2 separate regions of the Homo sapiens genome follow, and region 1 is linked to region 2. Evidence: read pairs that join two places in POLR2A ChIA-PET (ENCODE). Cell type or tissue: PC-9. All regions are shown on one strand. Links, peaks and the distances in the headings refer to the core of each region. The heading gives the core; the rest is flanking DNA. Region 1 overlaps DPH6-DT (DPH6 divergent transcript). Region 2 overlaps LOC105370767 (a long non-coding RNA gene).

Evidence for each region. ChIA-PET counts read pairs that join two places held together with the same protein. Peaks named below come from ENCODE experiments on the same cell type or tissue, not always from the same donor. Only the 100,000 strongest peaks of a DNase experiment are listed, where the experiment ranks them.
Region 1: POLR2A ChIA-PET joins it to region 2 with 9 read pairs; 2 of 35 experiments call an interaction of 5 or more read pairs at or near these places.

The regions. Positions count from the first base shown.
Region 1 is chr15:35,724,324-35,731,477 of GRCh38, reverse strand. The region is part of intron 2 of DPH6-DT (DPH6 divergent transcript); the gene reads right to left. Among named protein-coding and RNA genes, the nearest start is that of DPH6-DT, 180 kb to the right of the region's middle. In PC-9, for the core only: no CTCF peak of the experiment used is centred there; a DNase peak (open chromatin) is centred at 3,097; H3K27ac peaks cover 1,333 bases.
Region 2 is chr15:36,353,483-36,360,636 of GRCh38, reverse strand. The region is part of intron 1 of LOC105370767 (a long non-coding RNA gene); the gene reads left to right. Among named protein-coding and RNA genes, the nearest start is that of CDIN1, 220 kb to the left of the region's middle. In PC-9, for the core only: no CTCF peak of the experiment used is centred there; no DNase peak of the experiment used is centred there.

The sequences.
Region 1 (7,154 bases), core at 860-5,859, 630 kb after region 2:
ATCTTTTCAAAACTGACATTTGATTTCAAAAAAACAGTATTATTTAAATAAAAAATTACAAAACAAAGCAAAAAGAATGAGAATAAATGTTTTTAAAGTAATTTTCTTACTAATAGTTATTAATACACAATTTATAATGTTGACTGTCATTTCTAATTCTACTTATCAATTACCAGTGTAATTATATTTTGAGTTTAGCTTTGATACTAACTGCAACAGCATGGTAAAAATTTTGAATAAGAAAAAGTTGAATGAATACAAGCATGGGCACATAAGCTAAACTAAATTCAACTTCATCATCCCATATAGAAAATGTAGCTTTAATAAAAGAATATTTAGTATATAACACTTAAAGTTATAAGAAAACATGTTGAATATGAATTACTAATTAACAAGTTATAAAAACATATATTTTAGCTGCTGTGTAATGCAGCGTGAAAGCTCCTCAAAAAGTTAAACATAGAGTTACCACATGATTATACTTCTAGGTGTAATTAAACTTCAAGGTACATACCCAAGAGAATTGATAACTGGCATTCAAACAAACACTTGTACATGAATGTTCATAGCAGTATTATTCACAGTAGCCGAAAAGTGGGAAAAACCCAAATGTCCATCAACTGACGAATGAATAAATCCAGTGTGATGTACCCATACAATGGAATATTATTTAGCCATAAAAAGAATGAAATACTGATACATGCTACAGCATGGATGAACCTTTAAAATGTTATGTTAAACGAAAGAAGCTGGACACAAAAGGCCACATTTACTATGATTCCATTTACATGAATTGTCCAGAATAGGCAAATCCATAGAGACAGGAAATAGACTAGTGTTTGCCAGGGGCTGGGAAGAGGGGACAATAGGGATTGACTGTTAATGGGTATAGCGTTTTTTAGAGAGATAATGAATATGTTTTAGAATTCGGTAGTGATAATGGTTACATACCTGTGTGAATATCCTAAAAACAACTGAACTGTACACTTCTAAAGCGGGAATTTTATGGTCTGTGAATTATATCTCAACTTAAAAATCATATGAGAATAAAGTTTTTTCAGACAAGGAAAATTTGGATAGAACATCACCAATGCACATGATAATAGATAACTTGATTCTGTGCATCATATTTTATCAAAAAATGGCCTGAATGCAATGAATAATCTGTGCATATAGAAGCATCCCCTCACAGATATTCACCATGCATAAATAATACTTCCAGGGAAAAGTGGGAGCCACATTTTAAAGCACTGGGAGGAATCCAGAGAAAGAGAATGCCACACTGGGCTTCAAGTAGGCACAGAAAAAAATAGTATTTTACTTTGGAAACATTTTTGGGGCTTTGAATCTGTAATCACCAGAAGACAGCTAAAGTAGAAGTAGGAACTTAGAACAGCTTGTGGAAATGAACTGAAGTATCCATACAAATTTTGATACTAGTTTAGTGCTAACCACTCAGCTGAGTCCCAGTAGCCATGACATTTGTGTGACCTATTTGTGTCCCTTGTGTTAGTTCTAACGCCAGCCTTTCCCCAAAATTTTCTGTACCACAAAATATTCAAGAGAAAAAAGAAAATGAATTTTCAACCAATGATGCAAGTGAACGCTGTTGGGATTTTTCCAGTAGCTGCTAGAACATTGCACCTTTTCAGTACAGTGTCTTGATAATGCCAATACTCATTTTGTGCCTTCTCTAGTCAGAGCCTTCTATCTCCAAGACTGCCTCAGAGAATGAGATCCCAATTCCTTAGAGTAGGCGTGTGATTTGTTGAAATTTATCTGTAGTCCCAGGCAATGTCAGTATACCAAAATGGATGCATTTAGTGTTGAGTACCTTACTATCAATTTCCCTTTCGAGCACTGGAATGTGATAAAGCATTAGAGCTTTACTCTTTGGAGTGAAATGTAATGCTGCATGGGCTGCAAAAAATAGATTGGAGAGAGCTTCTTGCAGCCATTTGTCCCAGTAATTGACCAATAGAGAACAATAAAGCAGTATTCCTCAATACCAATATCCTATTGGAAGCATCTTGCCCTTCCTCTTACACATCTTATAAATTGGAATGCTAGTAGGACAAGCACACTTCTCCATTAAATGGATAAATTTGACCCCTTCGACATGAACAACAGCAGCACAGCACCTACAAACAACAATGAAGAGATCCATTTCCATTGCTTCCCAGAACTTGTGGGCCTCTTTAAGGGCAAAAGTAATCTTTTCACGTTCTATCTTGAGGCAGTGACCAGATTGGCTCTGAAGCTGGTGCCTACATTCGTCACATTCTGGCAGTAGACATCTCCAGCTAACTTTCTTTCCAAGTAACTCCTAAACTTTATAAAATTAAATAATCTGATGAAAAACGTCAGAAGGTATAACCACAGAAAGAATATCATGGCCAACAGAGAAGTGACAATTTCGCCAAAAATTGCTCCTTGCATGTTAAAAATGCATCACGCACATCTGCAATAAGAAGGGATCCTGTTCCCCTGAAAAGCGTAATCTCATAACACATCATTTAATGTGAAAGATCACCTAACAGCCTACTCATTTTTGACCTAACCTAGTGCTCTGTTGGAATAGTTATATGGAAGAAAAAAAGCATGCTTTTTCCAGGTAACAGTCTAGTAGGTTTTCCCGGCTCAATTCCTCTTTTTCTCTGCTATCTCTGGCCCCAGCATGTGATTTTTTTTTTTAAAGCATTGCAAAATGTCAATACACAAACAAAGGAGACCAGAAGCAACCCCCTGCTTATCACAGAATCTTGTTTTATAAACTGAGAAACACTGACATGTAATGAAACCTTATTCCTTTTTTTCCCCTCCTCTTTGTAAATGATTTGCTTCCCCCTCCTTCTTCATGTATAAATAAACAGAAAAGTGTCTGTATATTTGGTGTTTTTTCTCCTTTGGTCTTCATAATCAAGGGCTATTACAGCAATAGATCTTATCTGTGGAATGGCAGTCCCTCTGCACCTTCGGTTCAGGTTTTTGTTTATGCTTGGCTGCCATTGTGGCTGTTCCTGATAGTTTTAGGTCAGCCATGACAGACTATGGGTGACACTAAATAAACAAGCTGGGAGTCTGGGACCAGCCAGGAAGGAGTGGTACTAGGGCTCACAGTTTGATTTTCCTTGATTAATCACCCCTTTTATTTAGAAGAACTTATTGTGTACAGTACCTGCTTGTCTGGCTAAGCAAATTACACCATCAACCAGCAGGGACTTAGAAATCCTCATAAACAAAGAGAAACAAGGAAGACAGGTACAGCTTACTCAACTGCAAAGTGAAGCTGCAGCATGATCAGGGCTGTTTATTTATTTTCAAATAGTGTATAGCTCTTTCTTCTGCTGCTTGTTATCCTGCTCTGACCTAAGTAACCTTGTCAAGCCACCTCCCAGGTTGCCCAGATCGCCACAACCAGCAGACTAATCATTCTGAATGATAAGAAGGAGCATGAGTTTTTTAGTGATCAGTGTGTCAGTATCTATCTTGGCTCCCCAGAATCACTCTTCGTGTGTGTATGTGTGTGTGTGTGTGTGTGTGTGTGCGCGCGCGTGTTACAGCTACTAGGTTTAGAGAGGAGGCTGCCGAATGGCGCCATGCTTTATTGTATTTTCTGCTCTGCAACTCAGTTCAGAATCATCCCCTGTGTTTCTACTGTAGAGCAAGCACTACAGCACTCACTGTAAAATCATCATTATCCATTAATTTCCTCAAATTGGGCTCATGAATTAAGCAAAGATTTGTGACTTGCATAGCCGGCTATAACCACCTGGGAAGAAAACAATTTACTCCTCAAACTATGCATAGTGTAAAGACATGACTGTCAGGAATATTGAGAATCTTCGATTCACATTCAGCAGGTTAACTAACACAACGTCCTGAGAGTTGTCCACATTGCAATAACAAAGGTAAGTATAATAATAAAATTCAGAAAAGTCCCAAATAATTCAATTAGAAAAACAACTACTACCAAAAGCTATGAACAGAGAGTTCATGGACAAATATGAATATAGACCTTTACCAGTCATTAAAGAGGAATAAATATCAACATTATCAAAATATAATTTTTCACCTATCAAAAATGCAGCATTTAAAAATCACGGGTGTTACTCTGTACTGGTGAAATTATGGTGATTTGGGTTTTCTTATACTCTCCTGCTGCCAATGAGAAAATACATTGACATGATCTTTCTGGAAAGTTAAAATTCCTGTGGCCACCGTCATATTCTAAGGCAGTTCTTAAACTTTAATGTGTATTAGAATCACCTGGGGATCTTTTTAGAAACTCATGTTCTGATTGAATAAGTAAGTCCAGGTGGGGACTGAGTCTTTATTTCCAACAAGCTTAAAGGCAGTGGGAATGCTGCAGGTTCAGAAACCACATTTAAATTAAAAGTACTAGGAGGCTCCCCAGCAGTTTCCCCAAAAGGGCTTGTACTATGGAAGTGGATGTGGAAGGCAGGCAACAGCACACAAGTGGCGACCAGGGTATAAGACAGTGAGAGAAAAGGATGACCCAAAGTACAGCCGATGCTTTAAGCCTAGAGCTTTCTTAAGAAGTTGGTGAGTTCTATTTTGGATGTGATATTTGGAAGAAACCAGTGGTGTAATCTTAAGGATATTTGTAAAAGGCAGGGGGACATGCACGTATAGAGCATCAAAGAATGTTTAGAGTAGAGGCATATTAGGTTGAACCATATGAAACTGCCAAGAGTCAACCACTTTTAACCTACAAAGATGGCCATTTCATATGGTTCAACCTGTTAAATTTGAAGATTGGTTTAATGGAGATGATAATTGGACATACGAAGGTACATGAGACTAGCAAAGCTAAGCATGAAGACTGAGGTTGGGAAATGTCCACTTTTAGGGAATAAGCAGAGAAGGTGAAATAAAGGAGTCTGTGTTGGTTTGTTAGGATTGCCGTAATGAAGTACCGCAGACTGGGTAGATTATAATAAAAATCTATTTCTCACAGTTCTGGAGGCTGCAAGTCGGAGATCAAGGTGTCAGCAGAGACAGTTTCTTCTGAGGCCTCTGTCCTTGGCATGTAGATGGCTGTCTTCTCCCTGTGTCTTCATGTGGTCTTCCTTCTCTACATGTCTATGCCCTAATTTCCCCTTCTTATAATGACACCAGCAATATTGCATTAGGGCCCACTCTGATAACCTCATTTTAATTGAATTCCTCTTTAAAGACCTGATCTCCAAATGTAATCACATTCTGAAGTACTGTGGGTTAGGACTTCAATATATGATTTTGTGGGGGCAACACAATTCAGCCCATAACAGAGACCAATAGGGAATTTTTAAAAAGATAGGAAGAGCCAGCATTGCATTCTCAGAGTCTGGAAGAAACAGTCTCAGCAGTGAGCCCCATAAACAAGAATGCAATGTGAAGGTGATAGATGAGTTGTTGGAAGGGGCCAATGGACTCAAGATTTGAAGGTCTTTGCTGACATTTGGAAAAGCAGTTTGAGCGATAAAATTGGCTGTGGACTCAGTCAGAATAGGAAGGGAAAAGCAGTTTGAGTGATAAAATTGGCTGTGGACTCAGAATAGGAAGGGAAAGAGGTGAAGACATCATAAGAATATTAAAGAGGCCAATTGGACCAAATAAAACAAACATAAATGTATGGCAGTCCTGGGTCCAGCCCCAGTACGAACTGAGAAACTTCATTTCTCTTCCATTGAGTGACTTCTTCACTTCCCTAGAAAGAAGCCCAAATTTCATTACCTTAAACAATGTGTAGTCCTATTTCCTGTCGCCACGTCTATACTACCGTTCCTGGTGCCTTTAGGATAGAGTATACATTGTGAGTATACACAGTGAATCATTGACAATTCACCCCTCTCTGGTAGATGGAGTTTACTAAGAACTAACTTCAGAGAGAGGAAGGAAAATGGCTCTCTTTTATCTCAAAACATATCTGGGAATGAAAGTTAGCAGTGAGTCATTCAAATAAGTTATGATTATATGACTGTCCTAATCTGTTTGCATGGCCATAACAAAATACCATAGATGGGGTGACTTAAACAACAGACATTTATTTCTCACAGTTCTGGAAGTCTGTAATCAGGATGCTGGCATAGCTAAGTTCTTGTTAAAGATACTCTTTCTGGGCCGGTGCGGTGGCTCACGCCTGTAATCCCAGCACTTTGGGAGGCCAAGTCGGGTGGATCACAAGGTCAGGAAATCAAGACCATCCCGGCTAACACGGTAAAACCCCATCTCTACTAAAAATACAAAAAATTAGCCGGGTGTGGTGGTGGGCGCCTGTAGTCCCAGCTGCTCGGGAGGCTGAGGCAGGAGAATGGCGTGAACCTGGGAGGTGGAGCTTGCAGTGAGCCCAGATGGCACCACTGCACTCCAGCCTGGGCGACAGAGTGAGACTCTGTCTAAAAAAAAAAAAAAAAAAAAAAAAGAAGATACTCTTTCTGATTTGCAGGTGGCCATTTTCTCCTTGTGGCCTCACATGGCAGAGAACAGAAAAGGAAGCAAGCTCTCTAGTGTCTCTTCTTATAAGGTAACTAATCCCATTCATGAGGGTTCCACCCTCATGACCTAATAACCTCCTAAAGGCCTCACCTCCTGATGCCACCACACTGGGGGGTTAGGTCTTAACATATGAATTTTAGGGAGACACAAACATTCATTCTACAGCAGTGACATCATTTACATAACAGCACATGCCACACCCCACTCTGGCAGAGAAGATGCAGTTTTTATTTTTTATAGAAGTTTTATCTGTCCTCATGATCTTCATACCAGTAGATATCATGGAAAAGGAAGTAAACTTAATCCAAATAAAAATATTTTAGTTTAAACATTCAGCTCACTGATAATTCACTCTCCATCAGGATTGTCTTAAGTATTCTCTTTTGGAAATTTAGCCACTTGCAGATTTTGATACCCTTTCCCTTCTCTTATCAAAATGATATTTGGGTGTATGTTGGAGGCAGGGGCTTATCAGGTCTTTGTGGCAGGGGATGGAAGGAGCCCTCAGACCTGACAGTGACTCTAGCTTCTCTGATCTCTGCTATCATGTCTCCTTCTCACCTGGTTGCTACTTTCTCTGAAGGCATTTAGGTCTGAAGTCAGTAGCTGGTGTATGGCTCATTGATGAGTTAATGTATGGCTCATTCCCACTT
Region 2 (7,154 bases), core at 672-5,671:
TTCTATCTCAAAATCTTAGAGATGAAGAGGAAAGGTAAATTTGTACTCCTTTACCAATTTTAGATTTGAGATCAGCACAGTTTTATATTTGTATACCAAATATATATAAAACGATATTTCTCCCGAGGTTCAGTTCGAATCAGTTCATCTCTCTCCCTCCATTCCCCCCAGCAGATCATGTGTTAGGGTCTATAGAATGGCACAGAGGGAAATTATTTATGCTCTACCCTCTCAAATCGTGGAGAGGGACCACCAGTAACATATGCCCTTAAGCAGGCTGATGCTTAGGAAAAGGATAGACTGTTACATGAGAATTTCACAGAAACAGTGAAACTAAAAATGAGGGCCTAAGTGCAAAGAGCATCGAATTTTTATCCATTGAGAAGTGGTTAAAAATTTTTTTGAGTTGGTACAGTGTGTCTTGCATAAAATTTGCCACTCTGCCTCGGCTAGGCAGGATGATGAAGCTATATTTCATAAACAAATAAATGGTTATCAACAGGAGATTTCTAATGCTAATTAATTTAATTTCCTGCATCCAGGTGCCTTCTAGAAACTTTATTCATTATTATTAGGTATATCTAGTTAACACCAGTTTAATTATTTTCTGATTCTTAGCCTTGCCAAATGTAGTTTTTCCAATTTCAGTACTTTCAAAGAACATAACTCCTGAAGTTAAAAAGGAATTCCTATCTGGTGCAGAACAGCTATAATGGTACAGAAGCTGTTGAGCACTAAATCAAAATGAACTATTTCAATTAAGCACTAGGAGGGTTTTTGGTGGAGATGAGTTTGAACTAGATAAGCACTCACAGGATTCATTTGAAGGCTTAGAGATAATGCTGTGCTGGATTAGTCTTAGTCTTCACAAAGAGGAACCTCAGAGGGTCACTAAAGTCTTCTATCAATGTCTGTATTTTTGCCTCTGTGTACCAAGTGCACCCAAGTCCATTCATTGCCAGCTGATGAGAGTCTGCAGGCCTGTTTGCTATTTCGGCTAATCAGGGAACAGTTCACAAAAACTCAGTTCTTCTTCTAAGTTTCTGGCCTCTCCTTCTGCTGTTGTGGAGACAGTTTTTGCTGTGATGAGGTAGGTGAGATTTAGGTCTATCCTAAATGATGCGTAAACCATGCAACCCTGACTGCTGTTAACCACCATTTGCCTTTGCTGGGCTCAAGCCAGCTTTTCTTTGGCATAGCTGATTTTGCTCGTGGTGAAATGTGCCAGGGGCATCACTGATCAAAAAAGGAAGTTGGCCCTTATCTTCGGCTATAAAGTTGCCCAAAAGGAACCTTTGAGCAGAATTCTCATGCTTGATTTTTTTTTTTTAATAGTTGTTTCCCAGCCCAACTCAGGGAAATTTCCCAAGGACCATCACGTTTTACTTTGGTAGCATCCCTAGGATTCTCTTTACCTCCCTTTGTTCCAGCAGTGTTGTGGTCCATCTTCACATCCTTAAATGCTTTGCTTTCAATGCATTGGTTTTCTATATAAGTATTAGATTCTAAATTCAGGTGTTATGGAGCCAAACTACTAGCAATCTCTGAAAGCTTCTCATTCTTACTTCCCAGAGTTTCGTTGTGTTCTTAGCTGTTGTATTAACAATTCAACTCTCCAGATAATCTCCCTATGGCATATGCAACATGGGCATTTGGAATACAGTCTTATATCTTTATGAGAGACACAACTAATTTTTACACATATACCAATATAAGCATTTCTTTAAAAAGTTCCCAACAAAGAACACAAATAAACTAACCATTGCTAAGAATTATTTTGGGGGGTGGAGGTGGCCTTTATCTGGTGAAATTCCAGTGGGCAGAGAGCTTGAGCCTGGTGGTTAATTTTATATCAGATTTCAGCCAGCCGGCAGTTACTCTTGTCTGCCGGTAGACTACTTTCTCTGTCACTTGGTATTAGATGTATTACACACCAAGCAGTAATTATCTTTGACACATAATTATTATGGTTTTGATGACAAGAAAGTCTTTTCTTTCAGTGCTTTCATAACATATATTCCTGAAAGTCCAGGCTTGCAAAATGCAGCTAAAAATTAAAAGCACTTGGATTCAGATTGAATTTGAGGAGAGGGAATAAAAGAAAAGAATTTCTTGCACATGGAGGAGAACAGTTTGAGAAGAGCAGAAAAAAAAAAGAAAAGGTATAGACTATTTGAAAGTTTCCCAGATGACCTCATCTAAGTAGGTTGCTGAACAGGAATAAAATCTTCGAGGGTCATTAATGCATTGGGGAAAAGCTGCCTGGATGCAGCCATGTCACTTACTCAGCAGGAAAAGGGTGCCTTTAAAATAATAAACTGATGAAGGCTTGGATTTAAAGAGAGAGGAGAGAAAAGAAGGAGGCTCCCGGCAAGGCCACAGAAACCACACAAATGAGTTTCTAATCTTGCCACATGGGCATTTTCCAGCTTTGAGCTCTGAGTCAACCTCAGCTGCAGGCCTGGATGAGCAGTTTAACAATCCTTGCCCCTAAAGACAGATTTTTTTTAAAATAAATGATCAGAATCAGACATCTTGAGTTTCTTGAGCCTGGGGGCTCTGTGGTATTTAAACAGGCAAGTGTCTGGTGCCCCTCAAGCTGTGCCTATGGCTGTGTTCTTATAAGTCCTGGTCACCAAGCTGTGGCTGCAGAGCTTGGTATAGGCTCACTTGGACAAGTCCCTGAAACTTATGTTTAGGAGCATCTGGGGACAGTGGGAGGTTGTGAAGAGGGTGAATAGGGTGGAGACTAGGGGAGAATGGGGTGGGTTGGAGACACTTGCTGAAGACTAGCATTATAATACGTGGATGTAATAATTTAACTCTAGGAAGTTGATGTTATCCAGCATCTGATTAGCCCAAGAGGAAATCTACTGGGTTGGGTGATGACAATTGGGCTGTGACCAAAGCTGGTTTCCTTTTCTCCATTTAGAAGTAAAAAATGTGGACACCAGGGAGTCCCTTATATTCCCAAGGGTGCTACCTCTCCTCATAGACTTCTCAGCTCAAACTCAAATAATAATAATCAAGCAAACATACTTGAATGCAGCTCTAATTTTAGTTCATTTTATTATTTAGAGATGGAGAGTGGAGGAGGGGAGGAGGTGGAGGCTGCCATCTATGACTAACGCTGTCTCGCAAGCTCTTAAGCCATATTTAGTAACGTGGAGTATAAAAATAAGCTTTTGGTTCAATTTTTTTTAAGTTGACTTCTGTTTCCTTTCTTCTGTTCCCTCTCCCAAAGACGGATTTAACTAATTACACTTTCAGCTGAATGCTGATAGACATGTATTTATTATCGGTGCTGTAAGCCCTGGAATTCTTTCTTCCCTCTGTGAGGCCACAGACATATATATTAAACTCCAGTCTCTGTGAGCTGTCAGAGTTATGGTCCAGCCAGAGCAGTGCAATATGATAAAGTTTTCAGGCCCTGTTTAGTTAAGACTGAAGATCTGGTACCCAGCCAATATCCACCACTCAGGGCTCTTTTCACAGTCCAAAATGATTTGGCTTAAACGTTTCCAACTGTGATGAGGTCCCATTTCAGTGATTATGCAGTCATTCACTTTTCCACATCAACATCAAAGTCATTAACAGCCGAGTATTATTGCGTTGGCTGGAATTCAGTTAAGAACTAGAGGGAAGTTGCCCTTTATTAAGATAAATCATTGCCTTGGTTATGTCACCCATGAAATAATCAATTTACTGTGTTGGTTAATTTCCTTCCTCTTTGATCTGTGAATTAAATTCAACAGATCATTGTTTCACACAACTACCACTCAAAAGATGTTTCAAGGGAAAAATGCATACATATGTTCTGATTGCTGCAGTCTTACAAGTATGATAAACAACACAGCAACACTAAGGGCTCAGTCCATTCTATCATTTATTTCCACAGTTATCTTATCTTCCCAATGCTCCAAGGGCAGTGTAACACCCTGATCGAGCTGGGCGATCCTCTCTCGGAATTCCTAAAGTGTTCTGCTAAGAAATAAAATGTTAAGCAGAGCTAACCTTAATGCTTTTGGGATCATAAACTTGTACCAAATCCAATGTAGGATATTCTTGTCTGGAATTTAGGATGAATAAGCCGTGATCTTTACAGGGATATTCACTTATAAATGTGAGGCATCCTTTAGAAGAATCTCTCTCATAAATACAAGGCATTCTTTGCTCCATAATTCATGGTTTCTTATGGGGAAAAGAAGTTGAGTGGGATGTTTTATTTTTCCTTGCTTTGGTGATTCCTCTGATAAATATTCTTGCGCTTGGATGATTTAAAAATATATATTTTATAATGAAATATTTCAAACATGTAGACAACTATAGAGAATAATATAATAAAAATCCATGGACCCATAACACAATTTTATCAAATCTTAACATTGCACTTTAGGGGTCTGTGTGTGTGTGTGTGTGTGTGTGTGTGTGTGTATGTGTGCTTTAAGAAAATAAATCTCATAGATATAGTTGAGGATTACTATGTATTCCTTTTCTATCCTTATTTGTTCTCTGTCTCCTCAAAGGAAATGGTTATCATGAGTTCATGCATATAAATGTTTTCTGATTGTTTTTGACTACATACTTTTATGACTATGAACAACATATATGCTATTTTACAGGTTTTTTTAACCTTTTGAAAATGATATTACACCCTATGCATTCTTTTGTATCTTGTTTGTTTCATATACATTATATGTTTGGGATTTACCAGTGGTAACACAGGTAGATCTAAGCCACAGTCATTTTAACTGGAACACAGTATTTAATTGTATAAGTATATGTAAATCTTAGCGATGTGTCTTTGTGCACAGGTATGTGCTTTTTTCTCCTAGGGCACATACCAAAAAAACAAAAAAAGGGGGTGTGTAGATTTTTGGGTCATCAGAAATGCACATCTTCAACTTTACTAGACATTGCCAAATTGCCAATTTATACTCCCACCACTAGTAAATGTGAATCCTAATTTCTCCAAACCTTCTGTACTAGAATGATTAAGAATAATTTTCTTTTTGGAAATTTGACTTAAGCATCTCTTCTCTGGCTTCCATGTGCTCAGTCTACATACTGAAAATAAAGTGGAAAATTGTAGCCATCATCATTCTAATGGAGGTGGAAACTGCCTAGATAATTATCTCTTAGCTCTGTTAACCTTGACTTTGTAGATCTGGCTAAAGAGATACCTGTCGTCAAAATAATAGAAAAGGTTAGGCTATGGTTTGAAAAATTTGGCTAGCTCTTCCTAGTCAGCTGGGGTGGAGACATCTGACAATTTCCCAGATACTTCAGGCCCCAAGCAACACTTTCTCAAACTGTTCACAACAAACACAGGGCTGAAATCTTAATCTCTTCAATCTCAATTTGCGTAGATATGACCAAACTACTGCAAAAAAAAAATTTTTAAGTCTCTTGAGTCATAAAAATTAAATAGCATTTATTTGGTACTTAAGAGAATATTGAGCGTGGTGACCACTATTATCTTGTACTTAGGTTAACACGAGACACTGCATCTAAGAATTTATAATAGAAAAAGTAAAACCAATATTAACTGAAATTAGTAGGATCAAACCTAAACATGCATAGGAAACGATACCACCAACTGTGGTTAAGCCCAACTTCAAAATGCTGGTCTTCCCAAACAAGGTGACACGAACTCCATCTGAGAGACACAGAAGAGGATTCAGAACTATGTCTTCAGCCAGACTGAATCAAGGTTACTCCCCAAGCAAGAGGGAATAGGGCCTGGCATCAGAATCCATTCTACATTTTGTATATTTAGTTATATGTAAGTATGCATATTGTATAGAACAGTCTAAAAATTATGTATTGACATGATTATTTTACTTTACTCTTTTGCAGATCAGGGACTGGAAATTTTCCCATGTCACTTTTGCTATTTCTAGGTGGACGTTAGGCATCAAATCAAATGTGTGTTTTGTTTTTTTTTTTTGAGACCGAGTCTTGCTCTGTCGCCCAGGCTGGAGTGCACTGGCGCCATCTCGGCTCACTGCAAGCTCCGCCTCCCGGGTTCACGCCATTCTCCTGCTTCAGCCTCCCGAGTAGCTGGGACTACAGGCGCCCACCACCACGCCCAGCTACTTTTTTTGTATTTTTAGTAGAGACGGGGTTTCACCGTGTTAGCGAGGATGGTCTTGATTTCCTGACCTCGTGATCCCCCGGCCTCGGCCTCCCAAAGTGCTGGGATTACAGGCGTGAGCCACCGCACCCGGCAAATCAAATGTGTTATAGTGGATCCTATTTCTATTTCAGGGAGAGAGTGGCTGTGTTCACTATTCTCAATTTGCTCAATTCATTCCCCACCTACTTTTGCTGCTCTGGAATGTAGCACCCAAAGTCTTCTTCTGTCCTCTGGCTTCTGGTTGGGTTTTGCGAGTAAGAAGCACCCATAAGAGACTGGAGGGTGGAGAGATAGGTAGGGTCTTTATTCCTTCCCCGCTTGCTTCCTTAGAACACTCACCAAGGAACAAATTATTTAAAACATTTCCCAAATTCACGGTGGGAACATGAATTCTGGATTGGTAAAATACAAGATCACTGGAAGAAGTTAGGTCTTAAATAATTGTACCTTTTATTATTATTATTATTATTATTTGAGATGGAGTTTCGCTCTTGTTGTCCAGGCTGGAGTGCAGTGGCGCGATCTGGGCTCACTGCAATCTCCGCCTCCCGGGTTCAAGAGATTCTCCCACCTCAGCCTCCTGGATATCTGGGATTACAGGTGCCTGCCACCATGCCCAGCTAATTTTTTGTATTTTTAGTAGAGACGGGGTTTCATCATGTTGGCCAGGCTTGTCTCGAACTCCTGACGTCAGGTGATCCACCCGCCTTGGCCTCCCAAAGTGCTGGGATTACAGGCATGAGCCTGTAATAATAATAGCGCCTGGCCCCTTTTATTATTTTTAATAAAGATAAATAAAAGGTAAAAGTTTTATTCTCAGATATCAAATTATAAATACCTTTAATATGTGTGAGTTTACTCAGAAACATATTCAAGCCTCAGTTTCTTCACCCACGAAATGGAGATAATAGCAGTACCTACCTGAAGGGCTGCCGAAAAAGAAGATATAAGTGAATAAACGGAAAGCATGTAGCATAGTGTGTAATATATAATAGGCGCACAACAAATTTGACTA